Regions from separate parts of the Homo sapiens genome. Here region 1 is linked to region 2. Evidence: read pairs that join two places in POLR2A ChIA-PET (ENCODE). Cell type or tissue: PC-9. All regions are shown on one strand.

The links. ChIA-PET counts read pairs that join two places held together with the same protein. Peaks named below come from ENCODE experiments on the same cell type or tissue, not always from the same donor. Only the 100,000 strongest peaks of a DNase experiment are listed, where the experiment ranks them.
Region 1: POLR2A ChIA-PET joins it to region 2 with 8 read pairs; 4 of 35 experiments call an interaction of 5 or more read pairs at or near these places.

What each region holds. Positions count from the first base shown.
Region 1 is chr7:74,408,954-74,413,953 of GRCh38, reverse strand. No RefSeq gene overlaps it. Among named protein-coding and RNA genes, the nearest start is that of GTF2IRD1, 42 kb to the left of the region's middle. In PC-9, no CTCF peak of the experiment used is centred here; no DNase peak of the experiment used is centred here.
Region 2 is chr7:74,139,661-74,144,660 of GRCh38, reverse strand. No RefSeq gene overlaps it. Among named protein-coding and RNA genes, the nearest start is that of EIF4H, 32 kb to the left of the region's middle. In PC-9, no CTCF peak of the experiment used is centred here; DNase peaks (open chromatin) are centred at 2,150 and 2,770; H3K4me3 peaks cover 608 bases; H3K27ac peaks cover 3,064 bases.

The DNA.
Region 1 (5,000 bases), 270 kb before region 2:
TCTCACTCTGTCGCCCAGGCTGGAGTGCAGTGGCATGATCTCGGCTCACTGCAAGCTCTGCCTCCTGGGTTCACACCATTCTCCTGCCTCAGCCTCCTGAGTAGCTGGGACTATAGGCGCGCACCACCACGCCTGGCTAATTTTTTGTATTTTTTAGTAGAGACAGGGTTTCACCATGTTAGCCAGGATGGTCTCGATCTCCTGACCTCATGATCCACCTGCCTCGGCCTCCCAAAGTGCTGGGATTCCAGGCGTGAGCCACCGCGCCCGGCCAAGACTTTTTATTTTCTTTGTGTGTTATTTATTCAACAAATTATTTGTTGAGCATGAATCCAGGCACAAGTCTAGGCATTTGGAATATGTAAGCTCGCCGTGTGGTTTACATTCTAGATTCTTTTATTTTTAATGTTTTTATTTAGAGACAAGGCTTCACTCTGTTGCCCAGGCTGCAGTGAGTTGACATGATTATAGCTCACTGCAGCCTCCAATTCCTGGGCTTAAGCGATCCTCCAACCTCAGCTTCCAGAGTAGCTGGGACTATAGGCATGTGCCACCATGCCTGGCTAATTAAAAAACAAACAAACAAACAAACAAACAAACAAAAAACCACATTTGTTTATAGAGATGGGATCTTGCTATGTTGCCCAGGCTGGTCTATAACTCCTGTGCTCAAGTGATCCTCCCATCTCAGCTTCCCAAAGTGCTGGGATTACAAGTGTGAGCCACTGGGCCCAGCCATCATGCTACTTTTTTTGCATAGCTCACACTAAATAAAGATCATCACCATATCCAGGTTTCTTCTATCCATAATGCTTACAATTTTCAAATGTCTGAGATGTCATGTCTTCTAGATTTTCCTGGAAGAATATTTTCTTTTTCAAAAAAAGGTCTTGTTCTGTCACCAAGGCTGGAGTGCAGTGACACGATCATAACTCACTGCAGCCTCCAATTCCTGGGCTCAAGTGATCCTCCTGCCTCAGCCTCGCTAGTAGCAGGGACTACAAGTGCACACCACCATCCCCAGCTAATTGTTTTATTTTTTTGTAGAGATGGGGTCTCACCATGTTGCACAGGCTGGTCTCAAACTCCTGGACTCAAGTGATCCTCCCACCTTGTCCTCTCAAAGCACTGAGATTACAGGCATGAGTCACTGCACCCACCCCTGGGAGAATATTTCCTAAGAGTGTGCTCTATCTGGGTATTTTTCACTGTGGAACCTCAAGCAGGGTCTGGGGTCTGGGCTGTCTTGTAATTTTCTTTTTCTTTCTTTCTTTTTTTTTTTTTTTGGAGACACAGTCTCACCCGGTCACCCAGGCTGGAGTGCAGTGGCGAGAACTCAGCTCATTGAAACCTCACCTCCCGAGTTCAAGTAATTCTTTTGCCTCAGCCTCCAGAGCTCCAGAGTAGCTGGGACTACAGATGTGCACCATCACCCCCAGATAATTTTTGTATTTTTAGTAGAGACAGGGTTTCGCCATATTGGCCAGGCTGGTCTCGAACTCCTGACCTCAAGTGATCCACCTGCCTTGGCCTCCCAAAGTGCTGGGTTTACAGGCATGAGCCTCCCCGCCCGGATAGTCTTGTCATTTTCTTCAGCCTCAGATGTCAGAATCTTAGTGGAGGCGAGGGATAATAGCAGATAAGAGCACTCTCCAACCTTCACTCATCCCTTTACTAACGCCTTACAGCACAGTGGAACTGCTGGTGAGAAAACAGGAACAGATTGGAGCCCCAATCCAGGCTGATCTTGCTGAACCACAGACCCAGCCAGCTGTTGCTGGCCCCCTAGATCCACATTCAATCCCCTACTGTTTTTTTTTAAAAACAGTTTCACTTTTTTTTTTTTTTTTTTTTTTGTATTTGAGACAGAGTCTCACTCTGTCACCCAGGCTGAAGTGCAGTGGCACAACCTTGGCTCAATGCAACCTCCGCCCCCCCCCGGGTTCAAGCGATTCTCGTGCCTCAGCCTCCTGAGTAGGTGGGATTACAGGTACCCGCCACCATGCCCAGCTAATTTTTTTTTTTTTTTTGTATTTTTAGTAGAGACGGGGTTTTGCCATGTTGGCCAGGGTGGTATTGAACTCCTGGCCTCAAGTGATCCACCTGCCTCAGCCTCCCAAAATGCTGCGATTACAGGCGTGAGCTGCTCCCAGCCCCCGTACAACTTTTAAATCAAGTGACATCAAACAGATTCATTCACCCTCTGCCCACACCCTGCAGTCTAGTGCAGTTGCTCAAACAGTTCTTGGTAGGTTTTTCCTACTTTATTCTGTTAACATGATAAATTGCACTGATTGAGTTTTTTCCCTGAAATTATTTGAACCATTAAAAATATTCATTTATTACTGTTCCAAATTGTATTCCTAATACACTTTGGTGTTATTGTTATTTTTATTTATTATTATTATTATTATTATTATTATTTTGAGATGAAGTCTCGCTCTTGTCCCCCAGGCTGGAGTGCAATGGCACGATCTCAGCTCACTGCAACCTCCGCCTCCCAGGTTCAAGCAATTCTCCTGCCTCAGCCTCCCAAGTAGCTGGGATTACAGGTGCCTGTCACCACGCCCAGCTAATTTTTGTATTTTTAGTAGAGATGGGGTTTCACCATGTTGGCCAGGCTGGTCTCAAACTCCTGATCTCAGGTGATCTGCCCGCCTTGGCCTCCCAAAGTGCTGGGATTACAGGTGTGAGCCACCATGCCCGGCCTTTGATGTTATTATTAACAAATAATAATTTTTCATACTGGTATACATGTGAAACCATGGCAACTATCATAATGTAATTTTTTTTTTTTGAGACAGGGTCTCACTCTGTTGCCCAGGCCGGAGTGCAGTGATGAAATCATGGCTCACTGCAGCCTTTAACTCCTGGGCTCAAGCTATCCTCTCATTTTGGCCTCCCAAAGTGCTGGGATTACAGATGTGTGCCACCATACCCGGCTAGATTTTCCTTTCCTCCTTCCATCCCTCTCTCCCTCCCTCTCTCCTTCCTTTCCTCCCTCCCTCATTTTCCTTTTCTCTCTCTTTCTCTCCTTCTCTCCTTCTCTCCTTCTCTCTTTCTTTCTTTTAGACAAGGTCTCACTCTGTTGCCCAGGCTGGAGTGCAGTGGTATGATCACAGCTCACTGCAGCCTCAATCTCCCACACTCAGGTGATCCTCCCATCTCAGCCTCCAAGGTAGCTGGGCATACACCACAGGCATGCACCACCACACCTGGCTCATTGTTTCCCCCCATGGAGTCTTGCTCTGTCACCCAGGCTTGAGTGCAGTGGTGTGATCTCAGCTCACTGCAACCTCTGCCTCCTGGGTTCAAGTGACTGTCGTGCCTCAGCCTCCCAAGTAGCTGGGATTACAGGCACCCGCCTCCATGCCCTGCTAATTTTTAAAAATATTTTTATAGAGAGACAAGATTTCACCATGTTGCCCAGGCTGGTCTCAAACCCCTAAGCTCAAGTGATCTGCCTGCCTCGCCCTCCCAAAGTGCTGGGATTATAGGCTTGAGCCATGGCGACTGATCCGGCTAATTTTTAATATTTTGTAGAGATGAGGTCTCACTGTGTTGCCCAGACTGATCATGAACTGCTGGGTTCAAGCAATCCTCCCCCACCTCAGCATCCCAAAGTGCTGTCATTACAGGCATGAGCCACCATGTCCAGCCTTTTCTTCTTTTTTTAAGTTTCCTTGTTAGTAGACAAGGATAGCTTTCTTTTTCTTTTTCTTTTTTTTGAGACAGTCTCATTCTGTCACCAGGCTGGAGTGCAGTGGTGCGATCTTGGCTCACTGCAACCTCGGCCTCCCGGGTTTGAGCCATTCTCCTGCCTCAGCCTCCCTAGTAGCTGGGACTACAGGCGCCTGCCACCACGCCCAGCTAATTTTTGTACTTTTAGTAGAGACGGGGTTTCACTGTGTTGGCCAGGATAGTCTCGATCTCTTGACCTTGTGATCCGCCCGCCTCGGCCTCCCAAAGTGCTGGGATTACAGGCAGGAGCCACAGCGCCCAGCTTCTTTTTCAGAAAGTATCTTAGTGAGGTGAAGGGCACATAACGTTAATTTAATCACTGCATAGAGGCCCTAGTACATTTACAATGTCATACAGCTACCACCTCTACCATTTCCTTCCTTTTTGTTGTTTTTTACTGTTTCTTGGTCAGGTGAATTCCAAAACATTTCCATCACGCAGTTCCTCACCATTTTTTCCTTAGCCCTTGGCCTCTGGCAATCGGCAATCTGCCTGTTCTCCATGGATTCGTCTTTGTGGATATTTCACGTAAGTGCAATCATATAGTACGTGACTGTGTCTCCCTGTTTTCACTTAACAGGATGCTTTGGAGGTATATCCATGTTGTAGCAAATATCAGTGTTTCATTCTTTTTTTTTTGGTGGGGGGGCAGACAGAATCTTGCTCTGTCGCCAGGCTGGAGTACAGTGGTGCAATCTCGGCTCACTGCAACTTCTGCCTCCTAGGTTCAAGTGATTCCACTGCCTCAGCCTCCCAAGTAGCTGGGACTACAGGCGTGCGCCACCACGCGTGGCTAATTTTTTGTATTTTAGTAAAGATGAGTTTTCACCATGTTGGCCAGGATGGTCTCGATCTTATGACCTTGTGATCTGCCTGTCTTGGCCTCCCAAAGTGCTGGTGGCTTGAGCCACTGCGCCCGGCCCATTCTATTTTTTTTTTTTTTTTTGAGACGGAGTCTCGCTCTGTTGCCCAGGCTGGAGTGCAGTGGCGTGATCTTGGCTCCCTGTCACCTCTGCCTCCCGGGTTCAAGCCATTCTCCTGCCTCAGCTCCCTGAACAGCTGGGATTACAGACCCACACCACCAACCCAGCTAATTGTTTTGTACTTTTAGTAGAGATGGGGTTTCACCATGTTGGCCAGGCTGGTCTCGAACTCCTGACCTCAAGTGATTTGCCTGCCTCAGCCTCCCAAAGTGCTGGGATTACAGGTGTGAACCACCACGCCTGGCCGTTTCATTCCTTTTTATGGCCAAATAATGT
Region 2 (5,000 bases):
CCGGGAGGTGGAGGTTGCAGTGAGCCAAAATCGCACCATTGTACTCCAGCCTGGGTGACAGAAGGGGAGACTCCATCTCAAAAAAAAACCAAAAAACAAAAAACAGGGATGTCAGTTCTCACTTTGGGCTGCAGTTCCAGGTTTTTCAGCTTGAGGGCAATGCCCTCTCTGGGGACCCACCCTCTTCTGCCCAGAATTTCCCTGCCTCTTGTCCCTATCATTTGCACCACTGTACCCTGGCCTGGATGACAGAGTGAGACCCTGTCTCAAAGAAAGGGGAAGGGAAGGGAAGGGAAGAGGAGGGGAGGGGAGAGGAGGGGACTCAATGAATTTAGAGGTTTATTTTGCTAAGGTTGAGGACATGCCCAGGAAAAAGAGACCCAAGCCAAAGAAAAATCTGTGACCCATGGCTTTTCCAGAGAGTTTTGAGGACTTCAATATTTAAAGGAGAAAGAGTGGGCAGGAGGGGAAGGAGGAAAGAAATGAAAAAGGAGGGAAGGTGGCCGGGTGCGGTGGCTCACGCCTGTAATCCCAGCACATTGGGAGGCCGAGGTGGGCAGATCACGAGGTCAGGAGATCGAGACCATCCTGGCTAACACGGAGTGAAACCCCGTCTGTACTAAAAATACAAAAAAATTAGCCAGGCGTGGTCACGGACGCCTGTAGTCCCAGCTACTCAGGAGGCTGAGGCAGGAGAATGGCGTGAACCCGGGAGGCGGAGCTTGCAGTGAGCCAAGATCGCTTCACTGCACTCCAGCCTGGATGATATAGTGAGACTCCATCTCAAAAAACAAAACAAAACAAAACAAACAACAACAACAAAAACACTAGGGAAGGTAGTGAAATAAGTGGTCACTTTCTGTGAGGCTTTCATTCATGATCACTGAATCCACATCTTACATACGTTAATCAAGTTTAGCCTAAAGCTGCTTCTTTACATATTTCAATTTGGCCTAAAGGTTTTTCTGTACATTGTGAACTGTAACAAGCGGAGGTATAACTCGGCCATAGCCCACACCCTGTGCCAATCACTGAGTTTTGGCCAGTCAGATGTAGCCAACTGTTTGAGCCATATTCAAATAAGGCAAATGCCGACCTGTAGCCAATCCAGTTGTTTTTGTACCTCACTGACTTCTGTATGTCATTTCCCTTTGTCTATAAATCTTCTTCCATCACATGGCTGCACTGGAGTCTGTCTGAATCGGCTGTGATTCTGGGGGCTGCCCGATTCACAAATTGTTCATTGCTCAATTAAACTCCCTTAAATTTAATTTGGCTGAAGTTTTTCTTTTAACACATGTGAAAGGAGGGAAAAAGGAACAGTCAATTATGAATTCATCTTGTGCTAAATATATCTGTATTTTACACAAGATAAAGTAAACACAGAGTAGAGGAAGAAGTCAATTATGCTTTTGTCTTAGGGTGGGGGTAAGTATGATTTATTATTATTATTTTTTTCTGAGACAGAGTCTCACTTTGTCCCCCAGGCAGGAGTGCAGTAGTGTGATCTCAGCTCACTGCAACCTCCGCCTCCCGGGCTCAAGCAATTCTCCTGCCTCAGCCTCCTGAGTAGCTAGCATTACAGGTGTGTGCCACCACGCCCAGCTAATTTTTGTAGTTTTTAGTACAGACAGGGTTTCACCATGTTAGCCAGGCTGGTCTCGAACTCCTGACCTTGTGATCTGCCTACCTCAGCCTCCTAAAGTGCTGGGATTACAGGTGTGAGCCACCGCACCTGGCCTGGAAGTATGATTTAAAAAAAAGAAAAATATTGGCCGGACGCGGTGGCTCACACCTGTAATCCCAGCACTTTGGGAGGCCTAGGCGGACGGATGATGAGATCAGGAGATTGAGACCATCCTGGCTAACATGGTGAAACCCTGTCTCTACTAAAAATACAAAACATTTAGCCGGGCGTGGTGGCAGGCGCCTGTAGTCCCAGCTACTCGGGAGGCTGGGGCAGGAGAATGGCGTGAACCCGGGAGGCGGAGCTTGCAGTGAGCCAAGGTCGTGCCACTGCATTCCAGCCTGGGTGACAGGGCAAGACTCCACCTCAAAAAAAAAAAAAAATTATTGTTATTTTTTTGAGACAGAGTTTCACTCTTGTGGCCCAGGCTGGAATGCAATGGTGCAATCTTGGCTCACTGCAACCTCTGCCGCCTCAGCTCAAGTGATTCTCTTGCCTCAGCTTCCCAAGTAGCTGGAATTACAGGCATGTGCCACCATGCCTGTCTAATTTTTTGTCTATAGTAGAGACGGGGTTTCACCATGTTGGTCAGGCTGGTCACGAACTCGTGACCTCAGGTGATCCCTTGGCCTCTCAAAGTGTTGGGATTACAGCCGTAAGCCACCACGCCCGGCCATGATTTTTTTTTTTTTTTTTTTTTTTGAGACAGGGTCTTATTCTGTTGCTCAGGTTGGAGTGCAGCGGTGCGATCACACCTCACTAGAGCCTCGACCTCCTGAGCTTAAGCAATACTCCCAATGCAGCCTCCTGAGTAGCTGGTACTACAGGTGTGCACTACCACACCAGGCTAATTTAAAATCTTTTCCGTAGAGACAGCCTCTCACTGGGTTGCCCAGGGTGATCTCCAACCCCTGAGCTCCAGCAATTCTCTCACCCCAGCCTCCCAAAGTGTTGGAATTACAGGTGTGAGCCCCCATGCCTGGCCAGATTTCTATTTTTTTATTTGTCCTGTACCTGTGAAGGTAAGCTGAATTTACATGGTCAGGGTGAGGGAAGCCACCTGTGGAGATACGTGGCATTCAATCTTGCAGCTATCTGGTTAGGAACAAAAGAAAATGCAGTTTCCTGTATGACTCAGTTCCTAAGCTTAGCTTTTTGCCCTTTGACATAGTGAGTTTGGGGTCTGGTGATTTTATTTTTCTTTCACACTGTTACTGGAAAGGAGTCCCAATCAAGACCCCAAGAGAGGGTTCTTTTTTAATCTTTTTTTTTTTTTTTTTTTTTTGAGACAGGGTCTCACTCTATTGCCCAAGCTGGACTGCAGTGGCGCCCTCTGCCTCCCGGGTTCAAGTGATTCTCCTGCCTCAGCCTCCTGAGTAGCTGGGATTACAGGCACGTGCCACCACGCCCGGCTAATTTTCTTGTATTTTTAGTAGAGACAGGGTTTCCCCATGTTGGTCAGGCTGGTCTCAAACTCCTGACCTCATGATCCACCTGCCTCGGCCTCCCAAAGTGCTGGGATTACAGGCGTGAGCCACCACACCCAGCCAAGAGAGAGTTCTTGAATCTCACGCAAGAAACAATTCCAGGCGAGTCCATGGAGTAAAGTGGAAGCAAGTATATTAAGAAAGTAAAGGAATAGGCTGGGCACAGTGGCTCACACCTGTAATCCCAGCACTTTGATAGGCCAAGGTGGGCGGATCATTTGAGATTGGGAGTTCAAGACCAGACTAGCCAACATGGTGAAACCCTGTCTCCACTAAAAAATACAAAAACTAGCTGGGCGTGGTGACATACGCCTGTAATCCCAGCTACTTGGGAGGCTGAGGCAGGAGAATCGCTTGAGCTGGGGAGGTAGAGGTTGCAGTGAGCCAAGATTGCACCACTGCACTCCAGCCTGGATGACAAAGTGAGACTCCATCTCACAAAAAAAAAAAAAAAAAAGAAAGTAAAGGAACAAAGAATGTCTACTCCATAGGCAGAGCATCCCCTAAGGTTGCTGGCTGGATATTTTTTATAGTTATCTCTTGATTACATGCCCAACAAGGGTGGATTATTCATGAATTTTCTGGGAAAGGCACGGGCAATTCCTGGAACTGAGGGTTCCTCCCCACTTTTTTTTGAGACAGAGTCTTGCTCTGCCACCCAGGCTGGAGTGCAATGGTGCAATCTCAGCTCACTGCTACCTCTGCCTCCTGGGTCCAAGCAATTCTCCTGCCTCAGCCTCTGGAGTAGCTGGGATTACAGGCGCCCGCCACCATGCCCAGCTAATTTTTGTATTTTTAGTAGAGACAGGGTTTCACATCTTGGCCAGGCTGGTCTTGAACTCTTGACCTTGCAATCCACCTGCCTTGGCCTCCCAAAGTGCTGGGATTACAGGCATGAGCCACTGCGCCCGGCCGGTTCCTCCCCTTTTTAGACAATATAGGGTAACTTCCTGATGTTGCCACGGCATTTCTAAACTGTCATGGCACTGATGGGAGTGTCTTTAGCATGCTAATATATTATAATTAGCACATAATGAGCAGTGAGGACGACCAGAGGTCACTTTCTTTCTATTTTTTGAGATGGAGTTTCACTCTTGTCATCCAGGCTAGAATGCAATGGCACGATCTTGGCTCACTGCAACCTCCGCCTCCCGGGTTCAAGCAATTCTCCTGCCTCAGCCTCCTGAGTAGCTGGGATTACAAGCATGTGCCACCACGCCCAGCTAATTTTTTGTATTTTTAGTAGAGACGGAGTTTCTCCATGTTGGTCAGGCTGGTCTCAAACTCCTGGCCTCAGGTGATCCGCCCGCCTGGGCCTCCCAAAGTGCTGGGATTATAGGCGTTGAGCCACCGCACCCAGCCTACCAGAGGTCACTTTCATCGCCACCTTGGTTTTGGTGGGTTTTGGCCGGCTTCTTTGCTGCAACCTGTTTTATCAGCAAGGTTTTTTGTCACCTATGTCTTGTGCCACCCTCCTGTGTCATCCTGTGACTGGGAATGCCTCACCTCCTGGGAAAGTAGCTCAGTGGTGATGCAGGGTTTTTCTAGGCACCTTCGCTGGACTCATGGAAGGGATGCCCCATCTACTCAGCCCCCTGTGCTCAACCCCTTGCAGGAGGGAGCACACAAGTGACTAAGTGTGGGATCTGGCCAGCTGGCTTCTCCAGGCACCAACACAGGAGCAAGCTGTATGCAGGGCCCATGGCCAGAGCAGGCATGTCACCTTGAGGGGAAAGCAGCAGCACCTAGGTGAGGGTGCCCGTGTCCCCGAAGCTGCAGAGGGGGTGTTATTACAGTGCTCCTTTAGTTCTGCTGTCCACAGATGG